2 separate regions of the Mus musculus genome follow, and region 2 is linked to region 1. A link is a loop called in an ENCODE intact Hi-C map of the cell type or tissue named here. Cell type or tissue: heart. All regions are shown on one strand. Each heading gives the region's core, and the rest is flanking DNA. Links, peaks and the distances in the headings are about the cores only.

Region 1 (5,876 bases), core at 675-5,674:
AGAACCCGGGGCTGAACCATTGAGAGTTCACTGAACTTGCTTTTTTTTTTTTTTTTTTTCAATGTAGGAAGACTAGAGCCAGGGTCTAGCATGTATAGTGCCATAAGGTCTTAGAAAATGTCTAATCTAAGTCATAGGTTATATTCTGCAACACTTTCAGCTTGGCCTCCTCTAGCTCACAGAAGTGTTATACCATATAATCGCTGGGGTTCAAGAGTAACTTTCAAATAAATATAGTTGCACCTATAAAATTATAGGGCAAAAACATGCACTTATTTAAAGACACACTTGGGGACAATACTTAGGACATATAGACACTAGGGACCCAGGTTCAAGAATTCTGGTGATGCTGGAGACCAAAGGTTACTGAGCTGGACAGAGTGAATCTCAGGAGTGTGAAATTAAATAAGGCATAGTGTGTGCTCTGGGTCCCCTAAAAACATGTGCTGTGCAGTCTTGTGGGCGATGTCTTAATGTTATACTATATAATGTAGTAATATCCATAATTATTAATTCTATAGCCCTTCAGCCAAGTTAGCTTAGGCAGAATACATGAGATGAGAGCATCAAAACTCCCATTCTCTTCAGTGACTAGAAGTCCTGTTCATAAAAGAAAACAAGCCATTGCTCTGCTAAGGGCTCTTACATTGCATTGGTTAAGGGAAATAGTCAATGTGTGGCTCTGAGCCTAGCAAAGACTTCACTCTTGCTTATTAATGTATGAATTATATAGTCAAAGAAGTTTTAACCTTAAACACATTATACCCCTTAATGCAGTTAAGGTTCAATCTTCTTTGAAAGAATAAATAAAAGTATTCATAGTTCTGTGAATGTTTAAGATAGATAGATGCATGCCCTCGGCACTCTCAATTCTGCAAAGAAAAGTCCCTGTAATATCAATTTAGTAAATGATGTCTTAGGAATGTCAATTTCCCTATGCATAAATTTTCCTTGGCTTAGGCATTTAAAAGAGAGAATGTGCCAGTGTATTCTGCCTTCAATTCACAGAGCTGTAAAGCACACCAACAGGGAAGGATGAGGGGTGGGGTGGGGGAGGGGGTGTGGGGAGAGAACCCTCTTGGCACTCTCAAAACCCACAGGAAAGTGTTGAGAGTTTCTAAAATCCACTTTATCTAAGTACAAAGGTTGAGGGGAAATGATTGAAATGTAGATATGGAACACACTGAGCCACATGACAGTAAGAGTAATCACTGTAGGACACAAACATAAGTTGCCAAAAAGTAAAAAAACAGTAGGCATAGGCTTGGAAGGGCTGAGTTTTACCATTAGTTTCAGTTATATTGGGCTTATTTCCAGGTGTTTGGCTCTTAGGGGGTGGCTATGGCTATTTTGTGGGCTCTTAAGCTTCCAATGGAACCTAGTTCCCTGGGGTTATTATGAGGGTGGCTCTACTGGCTGTGAGATTTACTCATGACTTCCATAACTGAGGTGGGACTGATCAGGCTTTGTAGCCAGGTCCTGCTGCACTTGTTTTTTTCAACATAGTATTTTTATTGATTCGTTGGGAATTCTACAGCACGCACCAGGATCACACTCACTTCCCAATCCTTCCAGCTCTGCCCTCCCACCCTTGTGAACTTCCCCGCCTCCCCAAAAATGGAAGAAGCAAATGAAAGAAAATCCAATTTGTGTTACCCATATACTCACTGGAGCATGGTCAAACTTCCCATGGCTAGTCCCTTAAAGAAACCTGAGTCCTTCTCCCCTGGCTCCCCAACACCCTCCCCCCTGCTCCCCCACCAGAGGCCATCTGTAAGAGTCTCCGCTATCCCCAAATGCCATGAGACCCACTGTGTTCTTACTTCCCCAGTATAGCACTATCTCCTTTAGCTTCATGCTACCTCCCTCTTTACTCTGCATCCACTCTAGGTCCTACCAAATGTCTCCCAAATGATTTGGGTCATCTCTGAGTTTTGGGCCAATCTTGAGTACAACAGCTCTTCTTTGTCTCGCCTCCCGCAGCCCCTCCTTTGTAGTTTTCAAGATCCAGTCCCACAGGCTGTCTGCCAATAAGACTTCTGAGTACTCAAAAGCCCTCCTACCCAGTTTACAGGGCCAGCTGTCCTCTGGTGCCCTACCTTCCTACTATATTCATAACAGTCACTTGGGCTAATCATGAATCCAACATCCTGCCATGCCTATTAGTTCCATTGACATGCCAAATACTTTATTACAGACTTAGACATCTGTACTGTTCCTGCCATGTCCAATCCCCTGCTCTCATAAGAAAGCCTCTGCCATCTGATTATCCTACTCCTGACAGCCCTGCGCATGTCCAACCTCACCCACATGGTTTTCACAATGAAAGTTGAACCTGGCAGTGAAGGCAGACTGTGGAAAGAGCTGTGTAGGTGTTGTGGACTGCTCATAGATGTACTGTCTGCTCTTGGAATGCTATTTTTCTTCTTGGGAATCTCTATTCCCACACTTAGAGTTTCTTTGGAAATTAAATATATCTAACATAAGATGTGAGTCTTCACAAAACATTACTGTTTGTTAACAAACATGTGATCTTCCAAGATGTCACTGTATTAGAAAATGTACTCTTCATTTTGGATGTAACAGCTCCTTCCTGTAATCTGAGCCCTCTGAAAGCTGAAGCAGGAAGGGAACTGTAAGTTTGAGGTCAGCTTGAATGACAGTGTGTTTCAGAAAAGTCTGAGCTACACAGAGAATTTCAGAACACTCTAGAGAGTGAGATAGGCTTCCCACAATGAACACAAAACTTACTCTCGGATGCCTTCTAACAACTTAAAGTTTAAGTTATCTTCGCTTCTATCAAAGAAGCCCTTATTGTTTATGAAGACCAAATGCCTTGGGTCATTCTTTCTCTGGATAATGTGTGCTAACGTCACAGAAGTTTGGTCCTCACAGTTCGACCGCAGTCCATTCTGTATACAGGCATCTTCCTTTCGAGGTCGGAATCCGCAGCAATTTGTATCCAAGCGATTATAAATCTGAAAAAAATGGAAATGAGAACAAAATCCAAGATGCTGAGCAAAAGCTTGGGAAAGTCTGAACATTTCCAAAGAATTGGGAGCTTTCTGAACAGCTGACCTGCCAGAACCCATGCAGGCCAGGCTGCTTTAATGAAAAGCAGCTGCTAGAATAAGTCCGTAGTTCAAAGCCCTCTGACTCACACAGCGTCCTAAGCAGTTCCAGCTTCAGCTAACAGCAGATCGTCCAACTCAGGCGACCCCGCCCTTGATAGCCACAGTGCCCACAGAATCACATGCAAACATGTGGCCAGCAGAATCTCTGACTTCCTCAGGAAGGAGAAGACAGCATAGTATTTCTACAGACCCAGGGACTAGCTCTTGGTTTCTTTCTGGGATTGGGCCCTACAGATTCTTACTACTTTACTGGTTATAAAGTCTACTGTGCTGGACTGTAGTATTGCAGTAGCTAACCTGAAATAGAACTCTACAGAAGGTATGAGATCCAACAATGAAACATCACTAGATTCTGAATATGTGACAAAGTTATAAAGACTTTAGGGGTTTGTTATAGTGGGAAGAACTAGAAAAAAAAAGTTGCAAAGTTGACTAGAGTATTGCTTAATGTCACTTCTTTTGATCAAGAAAAAAGTTATATTGGATAATCAGAGTGAAGTAAACTTGAACTCAGGAATCTAGTCACCTAAACTCAAACCTCTGGTCTTACACCTGATAGCTACGCAACCTAGTATAGATTCCTTCATGTCACTGACTCTGTTCAGTCACCTGCATGCTATGACTTATTTATGTTGTGCAGTTAGTAGAAAGATTAATGAAATACTGTACACAGCCCTAACAGGCAGGGCTGTCCAAGATTATGATGCTGAAGCATGACATTGTTATTTGCAAACATGTTGGACCACAGTCACAGCTATCCTAAAATGTATGTGGCCCTGTGCCACAGGTTAGACACACTTAATAGGGCATACAGTCTTTACTTTAGATCTAAATGCTTCCCCCAAAGGCCCATAGAGCAGAAATTTAGTTCCCAGACTTACACTGTTGAAGTGGTAGAAACCTTGAAAGATGAGACTCAGTAGGTGGTCTTAAGTGATCCATTTAGGCCACAGAAAGGGATGAAGACCCTCATTGCTCTTCTTTGATTCTTAGCTTACTCTTCCCTGTACCACTGCCTTTCCAGAAGTCCAAACTCTATGAGGGCAGCCAGCTAGGGACTAAAGTCTGCAAAACGGTGAGCCAAGCTTAAACTGGCTAGAGGTCAGTTTTCATAGACACCATCATATGTTCATGTTCAACTAGATTAACACTCATGAAGAAATGAAACATTTTTTGACTATACTAGAATAAACATTTAGATTTTAACTCTTAAGGATGAACTTATTTTTTTTATTTCTTTTTGTTGTTGTTGTTTTTTTTTTTTTTTTTTGGTTTGTTGTTGTTGCTGCTGCTGCTTCAGGCAGTATTACTCTGTGTAGCCCTTGCTACCCTGAAACTTGCTCTGTAGACCAAGCTGGACTTAAACTCAGAGATCTACCTACTTCTGTCCCTCTTAAAGATTCCAATACCTATCTCCCAGCAGTGCCACGAGCCTTTAACACAGGAGACAGAACATAGGGGAGAATTATGATCCAAACTATAATGAAAGCCATGAATGTTGAATGAATTCATGTTTGATCTTAAGCTCTCATGGATTTAAGCTCTGTCAGCATCTCTGTAACAATTGTATTTTATAGTTGATATTTTTAAACCTCATGAAAGCATGAGTAATTAGAAACTGGAGAGAATGACAGAGGGCATATTTTTTATTGCCACCCCCTCATCTGACTGTTTTCTACAGTGTATTCTAAAATGTTCTCTATAATCTAATTTTGAATCATGAGATATTCTGATGATTTCACCAATTCTCTGACAGCCTGCTGTGCTAGGCAAGTCTGACCAACACCACCGCTGATGATAGGTATTTATGACCAGTTCCTCTTCTGGGAAATGATGGCTACTGATGGTATTCAGATTCAAACATGTACTTGGTGAATACATTGCCGTGTGCAAGTGTATGCCTATGTATGCCTAGGCATGTACAGGCAAGGCCTCAGATAATGTGTTTTATTCAGTTCTGCTGCTCTCTGGCTAGAGTCATGCACATTCTTATATTTTTGCCCTTGTATAATAATGGCTTATGTAGCTATAAAATCAGTCTCCAAATCGTCTCAGAATTTTGTCATAGTTTTCTCTGAATTACCATTCAATATACTAAGGATATTGGTATAACCCTTATCCCTTAAAGTCCCTAAAAGTCAGCATTATCTGCTTGTCATCTGGTTTAGGTGTTTGCCAAATGCAGTTCTGTGTACTTTCAAGATAGTGCGCCAATTTTTAAAGCCTAATAAAGCACATCGCGCATAGCTGTGAACCCCAGATGATATTTTAATGTGCTTGTTCAGTGCACACATTAAAGCAAAACACTTAAGCATTGCAAAAGTGCCCGCAGTGCCAGTCTGTCTCTGTTCTTAAGTGGGCATCCTGCAAAGAAGCCTATTGTGGCTAAATGTCTTCAGGTAAGCAATAAGGATGCCAATCACCATTACTGTTTGTTTGAATTCTTATTATTTTATTAATTTACTTAATTTTGGGTGCATGCATGTGGTATGTATGTGTGTGCAGGACACCCTCCACACCTAGAGGTCAAAGGACAACTTTCAGATGTGGACTCTATCCTTTCACCATATGGGTGCTAGAGACAGAGCTCACATCTTCAAGCTTGGTACAAGGCACCTTTGTCAGCCTGGCCCAAGCGTGTCACTGGCCCTACCTGAATTCATACTTTCTTATTCTATAATATAGGAAAACTCTTCTTTTTTTGCAAAAGCAGTCTACTGCTGAAGAGAACTGCCAACCATC
Region 2 (5,876 bases), core at 687-5,686, 58 kb before region 1:
ATGTTCTCATTAGAGTATGAAACTAGAGAATTGGAAGTGGAGGATAAGAAGAAGAGAGAAGCTTGCCTACTTGATCCTTCAGCAGGCATGGGCAGCAGATTCTCAGGAAGAAAGGGCCTCTGGGGTTTGGTGACTGATATAAAGAGATGGGGTGGGAAAGTAAGGCTTGGTCCCCTGAGGGGATGTGAGGAGTTCCCCAGCGAATGGTGAGGATATAAAATATTAAAAACACACATATTTAAAATTATAGATTGTTTAAAGATTTACATTATTAAAAAGAAAAAAACCTAAAAGCTTTCATTTTCTAATCTTGCCTCTTCACAGTTCATTATGCCAGACTTTCATAAAGAATATGAATTCATTTTTGATGTCTGTAGATAGTTGTTAATCTGCATCTTCTTCCCTGTCTCTAGTCAGGCTGAACAAAAATGTCGGCTACTCCTTCAGACTTCACAAAAGCTGCATCACTGAGAGACTGCTCACCCTAGCCACTCTCAAATTGCAGGGAAAGCTGTCAGCCTCCACTGTCTCTTCTCCCCTGTACTTCCCACTGCAATTCATTTTTAGACCTGCTTGAGAATCTGCACGAGGAGGTCTCATGAAAGAAGTAACAGACTTTCAGTGTTCTCCTGGTACCGATGCCATGACATTCTAAGCATCTCTAGATCTGAACCCAGTCCCAAGTGTGTAGGCTGTGACCAATCACTGGGCAGATTTGATGGGTCATACTAGGCTAAAATAATGAAAGACTTTTGGAATAAATCTTCTATTTTCAATAAAATGTATCTGTAATTCTGGCTCTTTATTCAGCTTATGTAAATCCACTTTTTATAATTCTTGGATTCTGATAACGTTACATGACCTTTTCCTCCTCTGCTCTCCCTCCTCCTTCTCCCTCTGTTCCTCATTTTCCTTTTCTATAACTTTTCCTACAAGGGTTAGTGCTAGCTTTCCTGACACAAAGGGAAATTCATCCTCTGTCCTGACATCCCTTGAAGGTGTCACAACAGATGTTTTTTGAACCCCAGCCAAGATGTGGATTTACTTGGATGTCTTGGTCTGCTCCATAAATACGTTAAAGTGACTTGGGTATTAAGATACTACATGGCACTGGCTTCCTTATGGCCATAGACTGAATTTTAGCTTATATACTTTGCCCTGTGAATTCTTAGTTCAAGAAACATACTAGCTAAAATGAAGGGGTCAAAGTCCTTTTTTTTTCTTAGTTATTCTACAAAGGACTTAGCCATTGTTTGCTTGGGTGATTCCTGGAAATATGCTTTGGTCTTGAAATCAAGGGCTTGTCCTCATCACAGAACTGAGTCTGAAACATTCTTCCCTACATTAAAATGTCTTCCTACGGTAGAACATATTGCTTTATCTGAAAAAAATATTTGTATATGGGTCTCCCTTCTCCTGGGGGTAGGGGATGTACTTTGGCCACCTACACGTAAGGGCCGAGGGAACAGCATCATGCAGGGTGCAGACAGCCATGAGTCTGATAGAAGGACTTCAGAACAGAGCTTAAGTGAGACAACTCTACTTTAGTGTTCCGAGGCAGGGTATATAGGGCTCCTAAGGGTGGAGAGAGCTGATTGGCCAGAACCCAGTACTTAATTATCATTCGGCTGGGAAGCTAGAGCAGGACTTGTGTGCTGAGTCATGCAGCATTTGCAGAGAGCTCTGCACAGTCATCCTCCAAACAAGGTCAGGCATCTGTGTTCAGAGACGCTTTCCAACCAGTGCCAGGTAGAGAAAGGGAACCCCTGACGGAAAGGGGAGTCCTCCATTCTGCATCAAGCTCACAGAGCTATCCAGACATGCTGAACTGTGGCCTTAAGAACAGGCTTCTCCGACATTTGTGTTTTGCCAGGGTCAATTTCTAATCCTCATCATTTTACAATCTGTATCTCTCTGGCAGGATGACCTGTGAGCCACAGTCAATCTAGAGACAAAAGATGTTCCTTCTTTCAGGATACTATTTTCTTGTTTTACTGCCCAGACTATCCTCAGTCTACTCATCCTCTTGCTTCAGCCTTCTAATGCAAGGGTTGCAGATGTGTGCCACCACATGCAGGGGTTGCAGATGTGTGCCACCACATGCAGGGGTTGCAGATGTGTGCCACCACATACAGGGGTTGCAGATGTGTGCCACCACATCCAGCTTGAGGATTCATATTTGTCATGCATTCCTCACATTCTTCTTGCACGGGGTCTTAATTTGGTCACCATTTATGTCAGTTCTTCCTACTTTAGGCTTTGGGAAACGATTGTAGAATCTTAATATTTGAATGTCAAGATCGATATCCCTGGTCATAGGAAGGGCTCTGGAGCAATAGGGATTCCCATTCATTGCTTGGGGAAATGCAACATCCTAAATCATCTATGAAAGAGATTTGGTAGTATTGTATAAAAGAAACAGTGTCTGGCAATTATGTGTCTTGATGTTTACTCAAAGGAATTGAAATGTATGTCCAGATAAAAACCTTCCCAATAATACCTATTGGAGACTTATTCATAACTGACAAAACTTGGAGGCAACGCAGTGTCATTCCTTAAGTAAATGAATAAGCCAAGAGCAGCAGGAGGCAGCTGTCAATTCTAAAGACATTTGGGATAAAATACGTTACTATTAGTCTTTCCTACTATTTGTAACCCTCTGACAGAACTTGACTTTGCTAGATCTTAAGAGAAAAACATTTGACTGTGTGACAGAGGTGGGAATTAATATAAATAGAATGTGCACTCTAAATGCCATTTGGGTTTCATCAAGAAGTACAATTCTTGCTTCTTGTTGTTTTTTGTTTGTTTTGTTTTGTTTTGTTTGTTTTGTTTTGTTTTTGACTCAGTGTTTCATTGAGCCATATAACTTAATACTTCTAATGACGAACTGGTGGGCTAATCAAGTAAAGTCTTTATTCCTAGCTAGTAGCAGTTGAGCAGAAGGCTACGGGAAGGACATCCATTACAAAGGGGTGGGCTTGCAGCTATCTATACCTTGGTTTCAGTGATTTCAGAGCTGGACTCAGGGTTGGGTCATTTGAAAGCAACTTAAAGGGAGTGGGAAGCTGAAGCCAAACCAAAATGAGTCATGGAGCAAGTTGGAGATAATGGGGTGAATTCATTCAGTGTAAACTGTTTTGATAAGCCCTTTAGACTTGAAGGGGAGCCGGGAAAGCAAACAGCTTAAGTGAAAGGGGAGCAGACTGGAGAAGGATTATTATTTTTAGGATAAGGAATGTGAAATTGTTTTAAAAAGGAAGGGGAAGAGCCAAGAGAAGAGGGAGGTCTGCGGTGAAAGCAGCGGACATAAGTGAGAGGGAAAGTTCTCAGAACAGACAGGAAGAGGGTGGGGATCCAGAGTGCAAAGGGACGAGCTTATCTATGGGCGCATGTGAAACAGGGTGACAAGAGAGAAGAAGGGTTAAGCTCAAGCCACTGGGAGGGAGGGGATCTGAGGGAAGTCTTGCTTGCTGGTATTTTTCTCCTTTAAATTAGAGAGTTGGCCAACTCTTAAGTGTCAGAAATGTTGTTTAGGCCAGTCAAAATTCAACTAAAATGGTTGCAAATGATACAGAATGGTTGGGAAACGATGTTGATAAAGGTAAGCATGGAGAAGTAGAAGAGGCAGGATACAAAATTTGGTAAAGACCCGGTAGGATTGCACTGAACGTTCCCTACGTTGTTTTGTTTTTTTTTTTTCCTGATGAGTCTAGTGCTGAGTTCCAACTCAAAGTGCTGATGGGTAATAAACCTTCCCCCTTCATGGCCATGAGTGTAGTGATGAACTTGTTTTAAGAGGACACAAAGTGCAGCTGAGAGCATCTGGAATTGGAAATAGATCTGTTTTTTTGTGGCTACACTATTTGCAGTAGGCTCTTGAGCATGCTAAGAAAGCTATCTGAAGCTTGGGTTTGAAAATCATAAAGAGAATACAGGATTAAATGAAACGTGCAGTTCTTTTGATTATTGGAGTATTGTCTTTGTTGTTGCTGGAGTCTATAGGAAAATTCAGAGTCTACAGCAGTGGTTCTCAAACTTCCTGATGCTGTGACCTTTCAATATAGTTCCTCATGTTGTAGTGACTGACCCCCAAACCATAAAATTATTCCATTTCTCTAGAGACTACCATATCCAGGGATCCACCCCATAATCAGCTTCCAAACGCTGACACCATTGCATACACTAGCAAGATTTTGCTGAAAGGACCCTGATATAGCTGTCTCTTGTAAGACTATGCCGGGGCTTAGCAAACACAGAAGTGGATGCTCACAGTCAGCTATGGGTGGATCACAGGGCTCCCAATGGAGGAGCTAGAGAAAGTACCCAAGGAGCTAAAGGGATCTGCAACCCTATAGGTGGAACAACATTATGAACTAACCAGTACCCCGGAGCTCTTGACTCTAGCTGCATATGTATCAAAAGATGGCCTAGTCAGCCATCACTGGAAAGAGAGGCCCATTGGACACAAACTTTATATGCCCCAGTACAGGGGAATTCCAGGGCCAAAAAAAAATGGGAATGGGTGGGTAGGGAAGTGGGGGGGAGGGTATGGGGGACTTTTGGGATAGCGTTGGAAATGTAATTGAGAAAAATATGTAATAAAAAGTATTAAAAATTTTTTAAAAAGAAAAAAATTATTCCATTTCTACTATCTAACTATAATCTTGCTTCTGTTATGAGTTATAATGTAAATATCTGATATTCAAGATTTCCAATATGTGATCCCTGTGGAGGTCAAGACCCACAAGCTGAGAATGACTGGTCTGGAGTGTAGCAGGATATTTCTGCTAGCTTCTGTCTTCCAATCTGGACTTGATACAACCTGCTACCCCATTGACCCTTTCATGAAACTACACAATGCCTCACCTGGCAGTCTCACATATGTTAATTTTATTATTCCATCGAGAAGAACTGAAGCCCATGCTCTAGAAACACAAAGGGCTTTTGGTACTGTTTGATCACCAGTGAAACTGGCAAAATTAACACTGGATGACCTTTTGGGTGAAGACATAGAAGAAGGTTTGGCTTCCATTTTGCCCAATTCTGGAGTCTTGATCTGTCATGTGAGTTAACATGTAGCTTTGAAATTATTGTGCTAAATCACACCTGTTATGAGACTGAACAGAAAAGCTATAGGACCCTAAAAAGAGAAAGAAGTAGTTGAGCAGCCCTTAACTGCCACAGCTCAACCTTCTTGGAGACACATCTGTGCAGCCACACTACTAATATGTTCCTAACAAGTACAAATCATGAGAAACAATAGCATTGTATAGATTTAAGACACTAACTCTATGGGGATTTGTTTTATCACTCCAGCAACTGACCCAGTAATTTTTTTTCCTAGTCTTTCTCAGATTTCTTTCTTTCTTTTTTTTTTTAAAAGATTCACTTAATCAGTAGATGTATTACATTTACTGTCATATTACATTTGCTACATATGAGATATTTAATTCCAAGCATTGACATTTCCCCCTCATATATTTATGACTGGAATTATACTTTCTTTGATCTGTAGGGTTATAACTCTCGCTTCTTTTTTTTTTTTCTTATTCCCAGCTCTTCTGAGAAAAATAAATCTGAATTTCATAAAGAAGAGCTACAGCAAATACATTTCTTTCTGGATCAGTCAATTGCTAGAATCAGTAACATCTTCTTTTACCATCAGTTTATTTGAAATTACTTTATTACCAAAAAAAAAAAAAAATGTGTCTTCAAGTATTTCACTAGATCTTCCATCTGGAGATAATCTGGCTTTCTGTGTATTTCCTACTTCCTACTAAAAGTAAGAAGTTTCATCATGGCTTTAATCCTTTTGCATGCAGCTAATTCTTCTATTTTACAGCACGATTTCTCTCTCTCTTGTGCTCTCTCTT

Evidence for each region. Peaks named below come from ENCODE experiments on the same cell type or tissue, not always from the same donor. Only the 100,000 strongest peaks of a DNase experiment are listed, where the experiment ranks them.
Region 2: it touches region 1 in a loop (2.5-fold over the local background); 2 of 42 quality-filtered maps call a loop at or near these places.

The regions. Positions count from the first base shown.
Region 1 is chr3:79,933,697-79,939,572 of GRCm38, reverse strand. It overlaps Gask1b (golgi associated kinase 1B), which reads right to left. Exons shown (of 4, transcript NM_133187.3): 3 at 2,752-2,978. Among named protein-coding and RNA genes, the nearest start is that of Gm36569, 50 kb to the right of the region's middle. In heart, for the core only: no CTCF peak of the experiment used is centred there; a DNase peak (open chromatin) is centred at 3,192; H3K27ac peaks cover 843 bases.
Region 2 is chr3:79,991,651-79,997,526 of GRCm38, reverse strand. No RefSeq gene overlaps it. Among named protein-coding and RNA genes, the nearest start is that of Gm36569, 110 kb to the right of the region's middle. RefSeq lists an enhancer at 4,829-5,876. In heart, for the core only: no CTCF peak of the experiment used is centred there; DNase peaks (open chromatin) are centred at 1,666 and 3,206; H3K27ac peaks cover 4,191 bases.